2 separate regions of the Homo sapiens genome follow, and region 2 is linked to region 1. The links are chromatin contacts, found by Hi-C or POLR2A ChIA-PET in ENCODE. All regions are on one chromosome and are shown on one strand. The core of a region is the stretch at or near the end of the contact, and the rest is flanking DNA. Distances in the headings are between cores, read along the strand shown.

What was found. A loop is a pair of places that touch in the nucleus more often than their neighbours do. ChIA-PET counts read pairs that join two places held with the same protein, here RNA polymerase II (POLR2A). Pooled maps may share reads with other maps.
Region 2: a map of GM12878 shows a loop between it and region 1 (4-fold over the local background). The contact joins two enhancer-like sites. A Hi-C loop is called at or near these places in 7 of 168 maps with a recorded cell type or tissue (GM12878, HepG2, PC-3 and 3 more), 1 of 37 single-sample maps with no recorded cell type and 4 of 50 pooled maps. POLR2A ChIA-PET finds 5 or more read pairs at or near these places in 1 of 52 experiments (BJ).

Annotation. Positions count from the first base shown.
Region 1 is chr18:36,569,157-36,574,881 of GRCh38, reverse strand. The region is part of intron 5 of FHOD3 (formin homology 2 domain containing 3); the gene reads right to left. Among named protein-coding and RNA genes, the nearest start is that of TPGS2, 260 kb to the left of the region's middle. Within about 2 kb of position 2,486, at least 3 of the 41 ENCODE cell types and tissues checked have a DNase peak (open chromatin) inside an H3K27ac peak, as active enhancers do.
Region 2 is chr18:36,498,777-36,504,501 of GRCh38, reverse strand. It overlaps FHOD3 (formin homology 2 domain containing 3), which reads right to left. Exons shown (of 29, transcript NM_001281740.3): 4 at 2,503-2,570. Among named protein-coding and RNA genes, the nearest start is that of FHOD3, 200 kb to the right of the region's middle. RefSeq lists an enhancer at 4,252-4,301. Within about 2 kb of position 3,246, at least 2 of the 41 ENCODE cell types and tissues checked have a DNase peak (open chromatin) inside an H3K27ac peak, as active enhancers do.

The DNA.
Region 1 (5,725 bases), core at 1,237-3,736:
CATATCCTTGACACAATAAGCAGTATATTTTGAGAAATAACAGATTCATAGTCTATTTAATGGTAAAACACTAGAGATATTCCTACTAATCAGAAATAATTTTTAAATGATGCTCATTAAACCCATGGATTATTTAACACTGCTATAGAATTTCAGGCAAATTTAATAAGATATGAAAAATGATAAGATACAAAATTGTTGGAAATACATATTGTCATAATTTGCAAGTAAAATTATAGATACAATAAAAAAATTCACAGAATTTATTACAAAGAGATTACAATTATAATCACATTTCTCATCCTAATGAGAAATCTGTATGCAGCATTTGAATGCAGCATATGAAAGTTTGATATAAAATTATACTAGATAAGTGGATCTATGACAACAAATATGTTAAAGAATAATTTCTTTAAATAGTTAATACAAACTAGTAAGACAATATTAAATGCCAATAGAAAAAAGGCATTTTATATGAGAGACAACAAACTTGTTTATAATAGCATGCAAAATTTTTCACTCTCACTATAATAAAACAAATGCAAATTAAAATAATAATAAGGTAGTGTTTTCACTCAAATTGGCAAAGGTATTTTAAAAAGAAATGATTATGTATCAAACACTAGAGAGGTTAAATAACTTCATGCATTGCTGGTGGTAGGGCAAACTGGTAGAAACCTGTAATAAGGCTATCTAGAACTATAATTATTTTGTAAAGTTACCATGTATTTAGCGCTCACTGTGTGCCAAGTTCTCCAGAGGGACTTTATAGGTATTATTAATAGAAAAGCCATATGCAGTGGGTATTTTTACCTCCATTTGGAAGAAGAAAAAACTGAGGCTCTGAGAAGTGAAGGGATGTGACCAAAATCTCCATCACTGCCTAAGTAGCAGAGCCCACTTCCAGCCAGGGTGGGTGAGCACGTATGTGTTTATACTAAGAGCCTCGAAGTCCTCTTCAAGCCCTTTCCCAGTCATCATGATTTGGGAAACCTATTCTAAGGAAATAGCTCTAAGTTTAAACAAAATAAAAAAGGAAGCAAAGGTGTTCACTGAAGCATTATTTAATATACCAAAATAATAACTAAAACACAAATACCTGTCATGGTCCTAGAACTCAGCGTACACAGTCATTTACCAAAGCTATGTCCTAACTTGTAAAATGTTTCTCATAAAATAAGTAAAAAGCAAGTATAAGTAAAAAGCAACATCACATAATTAAATAAAATAAGTAAAAAGCAACATCACATTATTAAACACTCAAATCTTCTTTTAGTTGAGACACGGTCTCACGCTGTCACCCACGTTGGAGCAGTGGTGCCATCATGGCTCACTGCAGCCTTATCCACCCAGGCTCAAATGATCCTCCCATCTCAGCCTCCTGAGTAGCTGGGACCACAGACACATGCCACCACACCAAGCTATTTTTTTTTTTTTTCTGTAGAGATAGGGTCTCCTTCTGCTATCCAGGCTGGTTTCAAACTCCTGGGCTCAAGTGATCCACCAGCCTTGGAATCCCAAAGTGCCTGGATTACAGGCATAAGCCACCGTGCCCAGTTATAACACTCCAATCTTCATGCATACAAAGAAGAAAAGGAAATCCATAAAATATTAACCATTGTGATTGAGTATATATTCTTTGGATGTATTTTTCCTATTTTCCCAGCTTTCTAACATGAGCATCGATTACTTCTGTAATGGAAAAGTAAAATATGTTAAAAAAAAAAAAAAGAACAAAAATAAGACTGAATAATGTGAGGTGTTACATGCTTTTGTTTTTAGAATTTTTTTACTAGTGCATCCTTTCTTACCACCACCACCCCCACCCTCCTGCAGAAAGATGCAGCCCCTACCTCATGGAAGAGCTCCAAGAATTCGGCACATTCTGCCCTATTTTTTCCCATTTCTTCCCTCCTTCCCTTCCCAAACAAACTGGCAAGTCTCCATGGAAGAGGAGTTTGCTCCACTGTCCTTTTCCCATTCTGAGTCCCGCTGCTGAAAAGGCCAATCCTGAGGTACATTTTGGCACCTTCCTTTAAATCAGCTAACCACACAGGGAGAGAGAAGGTAGACTCTTTAGCCTTCTGGAAGGTATATCCACGGGGAAGACTCTCCACAAGGCTGAGAAGCTGGGACTGAAGGCCTCCCCCCAAGAGCTCAGGGCCTCTGGTACTGGCCAAGTGCCCAAGAAGCCAGGACACTATTACAATGGGAGAAGGCAAACTAAGGTTTAAAAGCTGACTTGATCTGTTCCCCGCAACATTCTATTAACTGGATCATACTGGAAGAGGTGCATCACTACAAAGTTCATGTCTAATGGAATTCAAGTGTCCGATCACGCTAATTTTTCATATTTTGGTAATCAAATCTTTCCCACTACATCTTTTTTGTACCTACCCACTACTACTAAAGCAATCCGGCCTGTAAACCGCTCCAGACACGAGATGGCGCTAAATAGATTCATGTGGGTTAATATTGCACTACAAGCAGCAAAAACCCACCAACCTCAAACGTGGGCCTGAGAATAAAACCCACACAGAAGAACAAAACAGATGCCCTGAAAACACACGTCTGGGTCACAGGAGCCATGAAAATTCATGATTTGTGTTTTCAAGAAGAATGTGGAGGCTGAGACTGTCTATCAGAACACAGAGGTAGATGGCACCACAGGTCTAGGAAGAGAGCATTTCCTGTTCTGCCACTCATGGAACTTATTACACTCAAGGTATATTTATTCATCTTTCTGTGCTTCAGTTTCTTCATCTCAAAAATGACACGGCTATACCATACTATCTATTTTGCAGGGGTGTGGTGAGGAATGAGTTAGAACAGTGCCTCCAATGAACAGAAGCACACGCTGAACAACTCTCAAAAACAGAAAACAGGGAGCAAGCTCTCCAGGCTAACCTTACCCAGCTGTGGGTCATGAGAAGTGGTGGGAAAACTCCTTGCCTAACTAGAAGTCACAAAGATTTTCTCTTATGTGTTCTTCTAAAAATATGTAGTTTCTCCTCTTTATATGTAGCTCTATGATCCAATTTGAGATAACTGTTGTACAAAGAAGCATAGATTGAGGTTCATTTTTTTTTCATAGGTCCAACTAATGCCATTTGTTAAAGAGACTGTCCTTTTTCTATTTCATTGCTTTGGCAAATTTGCCAAAAATCAACTGGTTGTGTTTGTACGGGTCTGTTTCTGTCCCATTGGTCTGTCCAACCCTTTGCCAATGCCACACAATCTGGATCACCATAGCTTTAGAGTAAATGTTAAAATCAGGTAGTATGATTCTTCCTATTCGTTCTTCTTTTTCAAAATTGGTTCAGCCATTCTTGTTCTTTTGCCTTTTAATACAAATTCTGGAAGCAGCTTGTCTAAATCAACAACAACAACAAAATCTTTCTGGAAATAATGTTAATCTATAAATTCTAGGAGAACTGACATCTTTACTCTGCTGAATCTTCTAACCTATAAACCTGTTATGTCTATTTATTATACATCTTCGCAGATTGCTTTTATCAGTGTTCTATAGTTTTCAACTATAGATGCAATATATGTTTGTTTGGGATGGTATTTTTTGCCAAAATTATAAGTAGTTCACATTCTTTGGAGCTATTACAAACGGTGTTTTAAAAACCTTTCCATTCCTAATTGTTTATTGTTAGTATATAGAAACAAAATTGAATTTGTATATTGGCCTTATATCCTATAACTTTGTTAAACATTAATTCTAGGAGTGTTTGATTTTTTGTTTTGTTTTTGTAGATTTCCTGGAATTTTGTACATAGACAATAATGCTGTTTGTGAAAAAGAACAATTTTATTTCTTCCTTCCCAATCTATATCCCTCTTCCCATCCCTATTGCACTAGTGAAGACTTTCAGTATAATATTCAATGGGCGTGGTGAGAGTGAACACCCTTGCCTTGTTCCTAATATTAGGGAGAAAGCATTAATAATCCTTTACTATTAATTATGATGTTAGACATATGTTTTTGTAAATTGTCTTTTATCAAGATGAGAAAGTTTCTCCAATTTCTAGTCTGCTAAGAGCTTTTTGTAAATCATGAATGAATGAATTTTGTCAAATGCTTCTTCTACATCAACTGATATGATTGTGTTTTTTCTTCTTCAGATTGTTAATGCAGTAGGTTATACTAACTGAATTTCAAATACTCAATGAGTCTTGCATCCTTTTTGACCATGGCATATTACTCTTTTCATATATTGCTGGATTTGATTTACTAATATTTGTTGAGGATTTTTTGCATCTTTGTTCATAATAAATATTGTTCAGTGTATTTTATGTCTGGTTTTCATACCATGGTAATACTGACCTCATAAAATGAATTGGGAAGTGTTTCCTCCTCTTCTGTTTTCTGGAAGAGATTTTGTAAAATTGGTTTTATTTTATCTTTAAATGTTTGGTGGAATTCACCAGGCAACTGTTTGGGGCTGGAGATATTTTGTTAAGAAGGTTAACTGCAAATTAAATTTCTTTAATAGTTACAGTAATGGGGCTAGTCAGGTTATCATTTCATCTTGGGTGGGTTTTGGTAGTTTGTGGTTTTTAAGGAAATGATCCATTTAAGGAATTGATCCATTTCATCTAATGTATCAATTTTATGTGCTGAGAGTTGTTCATAGTATTCTGTCATAATTCATTGAAGTGAAGTTTAATCCCCTTTCATTCTTAATGTTAGCAATGCATATCTTCTCTTTTTTCATTTGTCATTCTTGTTGGTCAATTTTATTTTTCTTTTCACAGAATCAGCTTTTTGTTTCATTGATTTTCTCTATTTTTTTCTCCGCTTTCAACTTCATCAATTTCTACTTTTATTATTTTCTTCCTTCTACTTATTTGGTTTTATTTTACTTTTCTTACTCTAGTTTCTTAAGGTAGGTGCTTACATTATTATTTCCCTCTTTTCTAATATATGCAGGTAATGCTAGAAATTTCCCTCATGCATTGCTTCAACCACATCCCACAAATCTGATGTGTTGTATTTTCATTTAGTACAAAACGTTTGCTAACTTCCATTGAGAATTCCTCAACACATGGATTATTTAGAAGTGTGTTAATTTCTAAGAGTTTGGACATATTCATGTTCTCCTTCCGTTACTGATTTACAGTTTAATTTTATTCCAGTCAGAAATTACAGTATTTCAATTATTTTAAATTGGTTATGGTTTATTTTGTGACCCATGATATGATTTATATTGGTGAATGTTTTATGCATATTTGAAAGTAATATGTATTCTCTGTAGTTGGGTAGTGTTTTCTAAAGATGTCAATTAGAACTATTTGGTTGATGGTGCCATTCAGTTCCTTCATAGCCTTGCTGATTTTCAGTCTGTCAATTCTATTGATTACCAAAAAAGAAGTATTGAAGTCTCCAACTACAACAGAATTTTTTCTATTTCTTATTTCAGTTCTGTTTTTGCTTTATGAATTTTGAAGCTCTAGTTTTCTGGGTGACCTGATTCTTTTGTCATTATAATGTCTGCTTTGCCTCTAATTATTTTCTTTGCTCTGAAGCCTACTTCTTCTAATAATTAATATAGTCACTTCACCTTCTTTTGATTAGTGTTTGCATGTTTTTTTCTCCTGCATCCTTTTGCTTTTAAACCACCTATAGCATTATAAGTGGGTTTCTTGTAAGCAGCATTTAGTTGGGTCTTGTTTCATTTATTCATTAATGTCTGTCTTTTAATTACTGTGATTAGACC
Region 2 (5,725 bases), core at 1,997-4,496, 71 kb after region 1:
GGTTTTTTGTCCTTGCGATAGTTTACTGAGAATGATGATTTCCAGTTTCATCCAGGTCCCTGCAAAGGACATGAGCTCATCATTTTTTATGGCTGCATAGTATTCCATGGTGTATATGAAGCACAGGATACTTTTAATGGTATTCGGAGGGACCCTAATTAGGGTGAGTGATCATTCTGAGAGGGCATCCCTAGCAGGAAGAGATACCAGAAGGAAAACTGAGATACATATAGAGTGGGTGTGGGGTAGCAAAACATTCTGGGATAGAAGTTGTAGGTCCAGGCCAGGCGTGGTAGATCACACCTATAATCCCAACACTTTGGGAGGCCTGGGTGGGTGAATCACCTGAGGTCAGGAGTTTGAGCCCAGCCTGGCCAATATGGTGAAACTCCATCTCTACTAAAAATATAAAAATTAGCCAAGCGTGGTGGTGGATGCCTGTAATCTCAATTAGGAGGCTGGGGCAGGAGAATCACTTGAACCTGGAAAGTGGAGGTTGCAATGAGCCAAGATCACACCACTTAACTCCAGCCTGGGTGACAGAGTGAGATTCCATCTCAATCAATCAATAAGTCGCAGGTCCAGGGCAAAGGTGTAGAACAGAAAGGGCATGCCTTACTTTTGGAGTACAACTTCAGGAGGAACTCAGGTTGTAGCCAAGGACAGAGAGGTGGGCAGCAGAGGCCAGATCAAGAAGGACTTCCATGTTATGCTGAGAAATCCAGACGTAACCCAGAAGGCAACATGGAACCAACAAGAGAGTAACTCCCTCTGGTGGGAAGCTAAGAATGGACTGAGTTAGGGAGGACCAAACACACACAGTGCCATGAATAGCTGCTGCAATTTTCCAGGCATGAACCAAGGCAGACCTCTAAACCCCAAGGCATTTCCGAGGTATGCAGTGTGGTGGAGCAAGGGTGCACCAGGTTCAAAACCATGGCTGTTGGAAGAAAAGAAAGAGGACTTGTCTGCAGAAATGTCAACACAGAGAAGGGACTCCGTGGTATGATTGAACACAGTGAAGTAAGAATGGGACAAGAATGTGTGGATGGGACAGATTTTGGGCCTTCCCTTTTGCCTATTCCCTCTCAAGCATGTAGAAATCTACTCTGGCTCTCACTGACAACTATCGCTGACAAAGATAATCTTTTAAGGATGTAGATGAGATGGGAACTGAAAAGAAGTAGAATGTAAACTAGAATCAAAAATCCTAACAGAAGAAAAATAATGAACCTAGACAGACGCAAGCTCAATGCAAAAACCATCTTCTCTATGAAACCATCTCCTGACCCTGCCTGCCCTCACATGGCTGATCATCTTGGGGCTTCTCTGCACACCTGTCCTAGTCCTCTTCATTATGTTGGTGACTTTCTCAGGGTAGGAATGGAGGGAAGGTTTAGGAGGCAACGATACTATGGAATCCAAGACAGATTTGCACAGGTACACAAGGGGGCATAGCCACAATAGCATGGTTTATAACAGCAAAACACTGGAAATTAACCATCTGCCAATAGAAGAATGAATAAAACAACTTGTGTTTTATTCATCCAATGCAATCTTCAATCAGAGCTACACCAGCTATGCCTACACCTATCCCATTCTCAGTAAGCAGAAGTAGGATATATATGCAACATGATCACATATGTATACAGTTCATACAAAAGAATATCACATATTGTTGGTGAATATTTACCATTAGGAAACATGCATGTGGGGGTAGGGTGGAAAGAGGTTGTTTGGGATGGGGGAGCATAACACAGGTCTTCAGTTATACCTCTAATAGGCTTTGCACATGTATGTTTATTGCAGCACTATTCACAATAGCAAAGACTTGGAACCAACCCAAATGCCCATCAATGGTAGACTGGATGAAGAAAATGTGGCACATATACCCCCATGGAACACTATGCAGCCATAAAAAAGAATGAGTTCATGTCCTTTGCAGGGACATGGATGAAGCTGGAAACCATCATTCTCAGAAAACACAGCAACAGAAAACCAAACACCACATGTTCTCACTCATAAGTGAGAGTTGAACAATGAGAACACATGGACAGAGGGAGGGGAACATCACACACCAGGGCCTGTCAGTGGGTAGGGGGCTAGGGAAGGGATAGCATTAGGAGAAATACCTAATGTAGATGATGGGTTGATGGGTGCAGCAAACCACCATGGCACATGTATGCCTGTGTAACAAACCTGCACATTTTGCACATGTGTCCCAGAACTTAAAGTATAATAATAGTTAAAAAAAAAAAAAACTAGAAGTAAATATGGAAAAATATGTGATAAAGTTACCTTTACTTTTTATTATGTTTGAAATATTTGACATGATAAAAATTCTCAACTGATATTATGACCTAATGTATATTGTAATCTAAATATAAATATTGTAATCTAAATTTGTCCTTCCTTTTCATAACAAGTACAGGTAGAAGCTTGCCTGTATCTAATTTCACAGCAATGTAAAAACAGGTAAGTACTTATTTTTTTCCTATTTACCTGAAATATCTGCTTCAGGGAGAAGAGGGCCCTTCTCAAATCTCGTCCGCTGGAGTTGTATAGTTTTTCTGAAATAAAGAATAAAACATATAAATTAATTAAACTGACTCTATTGACAGTGAAAACACAGACAGGATATGAATGATAACAAAACTATCCCTGGAAAGGTAATGAAAGCCTATTCATTTCATTCAGGATACAGACCTTACCCCCAACCATAAGAAGAATGTTGCATATACATATCTGGTGTGTGACAGGTGGCATGGAATAATGTGTAGATGGGACAGATTTGGGGCCTGCCCTTTTGCCTATTCCCTCTCAAACAGGTAGAAATCCACTCTGGCTATCACTGACAACTATCACCTAGATTTTTCACCCTCATCTCCCACCCTTCCTCTCTCCAGATCTCTATTTCCAGCTGTTTGCAGACCCTATTTTCCAGTTTATAAACTATTTCCACTTGATGGCCAACTATACCCAGAAAAACCCACGCAGCCAGAACAGAATCCATCCTTCTACCTCATGCCTCCCTTGCCTTACAGGCCCTGCACCCCCATGCTTTCTGCATCTCCTGTTCCTGGGGTGTGCTGGCTGCCTTGAGCGCTCCTCAGGCCCTAGGGTTCCCTAGGCAGCATGGGAGACCCAAGGGCAGCATGGCAGCTCTACGGACTAGCTGGCTCCTTCTAGTCACATGAGGGCCTCTGGGCAGGAAGCCAGCCTTAGCTCTGCCTGGGCCTGTTTTCTCACTCATGTTCAAGGATGGTTCTGGCCATGGGCAAGGCAGATGAAAGATCCCACTCTTGGAATTCTCTGGCTGAAGACTTGGGCTGACTTCCATAAGCCCACTGTTGAGCAGTCACATTTCAAATATATGAGTTAGACCAGGCCTCAGGAAGAAGGAGGTGAGCTTAATACAGGGCCCATCCTCCAGAGATCACCATGCAGCTAGAGAGACAGATGAGTATGCCACAATTACTAGCTGGCCAGAGTGATGGTGCTGCGAGGTGCTGAAGACACACCGGAGGGAGTCCTGTTCTGGTTATGCAGGACACCAAGGAGCACACATCCCGCTTAGCCTCCCAGCACCCACACTTGGTCCTGATCCAGGTGGCTCAGGTGTGCATAGGGTTGCATTCCTAGCACCCGATGCCAGACTTTTCCAATAGAATCACCCAACGCATGTTTACTGAGAACCTGCTGGGTACAGTTCGAGGCACTAGGATACCACAGTGAAGAATGGAATTATCAGGAGCAAAGGCTAAGTAATCAGACTGCCTGCATTCCAAACCTGGTATCACCATTTACTAGCTATGTGACCTTGAACAAAACACTTTACATCTCTAAGCCTTGGATTCTCCATCTGTAAAATGGGAACAGACAGTATTACAGGAAAATGGGTTCTGTGTTAAATTAAGCATGTGTACTATGGAGTGGAATGCAAAATATCATTTAAAGTGTTTAGATATAATAAAGGCATTCAAAACAATGTCACGTCATTGGCCAACCACCTCGGGCTTCAATTCTAGCCTAAAGGGATACAGGGCAGAGCCACATTCCCCCCTTGTGCAAGTGGCATGGAACAAATGGCCCCAGAAGAGTTTGCAGAAGTCTAGTGACAGAAAGGATATGCTGGTTTTTCACAGTGGCCCAGGAAATGGATAGGCCCCCACTGAGAGAGATTTAACAGGACACAGATAGGTAAAGCTCAGTATTTGCTTGGCAGTCATTTCTTCAAAGGTCTCCCTACCAGACATATTGCCTTCCGGCAAAGAACAGAGGGCTCCTGTGGAAACTCCCACTAGATGACATCACTTCCCCATTTAAACCCTTCAGTGGCTGCCCACCGCAGCCAGAATGAAATCCAAAATCCTTTGCACGGTCTGCCAAGCCCTTGGTCACACAGCCCCCTCCCTTGCTGTATTACAGACACTGTGGTTTTCTCTCACATCCTGGGGCAGTGCAGGCTCCTCCAAACTCACAACTTAATACATATTGCTGCTAAGTGGCAGGGGCAAGATACTGTAGGGTGGGGGTCTGGGGAGTGGTATGTGACTCCAAAGATTCCCTGTTGTTTGACCACTATGGAATCTACCACCTCTAAATACAATATGCAGCCCACAAACACTTGCTAATTATGAAGAGTTGTGATTAAGAGAAAAATGCATCACCTTTCTAAAAAGTAGGAGCCTAGAAAGCTCCAGAGGAATCAACCATCCCCAATCTGAACATCTAATTCATCTCTGACCCGAAGAAACAAGGCCCTGGTGACTCTCAGGCTGACCTCTAAAGAGTCTGTGTGGCCTCAACATATGAGTAATAAATAGTGGGTTTCCTACTGCATCACGCCTGGAGTAGAACCCTGGTCTCTGGGGTGATCACACTTCTTCCAGCTTTCACAGCTAACATCTGAGAATCCCCAAATCCCAGAGAAAAAGACTTTGTTTTTTGCTAATACTACTTCTAATAAATAAGAATAAAACTATCAAGTGAAAGCATGGGCCATGTATACCCCCAAAGAAGTGGACCAGATTTATCCTATCCAGGAAGAACATCAGTAGAAAAGAGCCAATTCCAGGTAACTCTTAAGTCAATAGGCTGCTGGGCACCGTGGCTCAGGCCTGTAATCCCAGCACTTTGGGAGGCCGAGGCAGGCGGATCACTTGAGGTCAGGAGTTCAAGACCAGTCTGGTCAACATGGTGAAAGCCCGTCTCTATTAAAAATACAAAAATTTGCCAGGCATGGTGGCACATGCCTGTAATCCCAGCTACTTGGGAAGCTGAGACAGAAGAATCTCGTGAACCTGGGAGGTGGGGATTGCAGTGAGCTGAGATCATGTCACCGCACTCCAGCCTAGGTGATAGGGCAAGAACCTGTCTCAAACAAAACAAAACAAAACAAAACAAAACAAAACAAAACAAAACAAAAATAGCAATAGGCTTGCATTAGACCTTCTTACTTGTTAGCAGATGATAAGCAGAAATATGCCATAAGTAGACTCAAAATATCACAGTTAAAGTCTCCTTTAGTTACTAGTGACATATTATTGTTTCTGATTCATCTAAATGAAGATCATCATTAGTTGTGTTCTGATCATTAAGGTTTTACTACTTGGTGCTGTAGTCAAAATAATCAGTTTTTAAAATACAAATTAAATATTAGAAAAAAATCAGCTGAGAATGACTGCTAATATTTTGTTGAAAATTTCTGCATCTATAATCATAA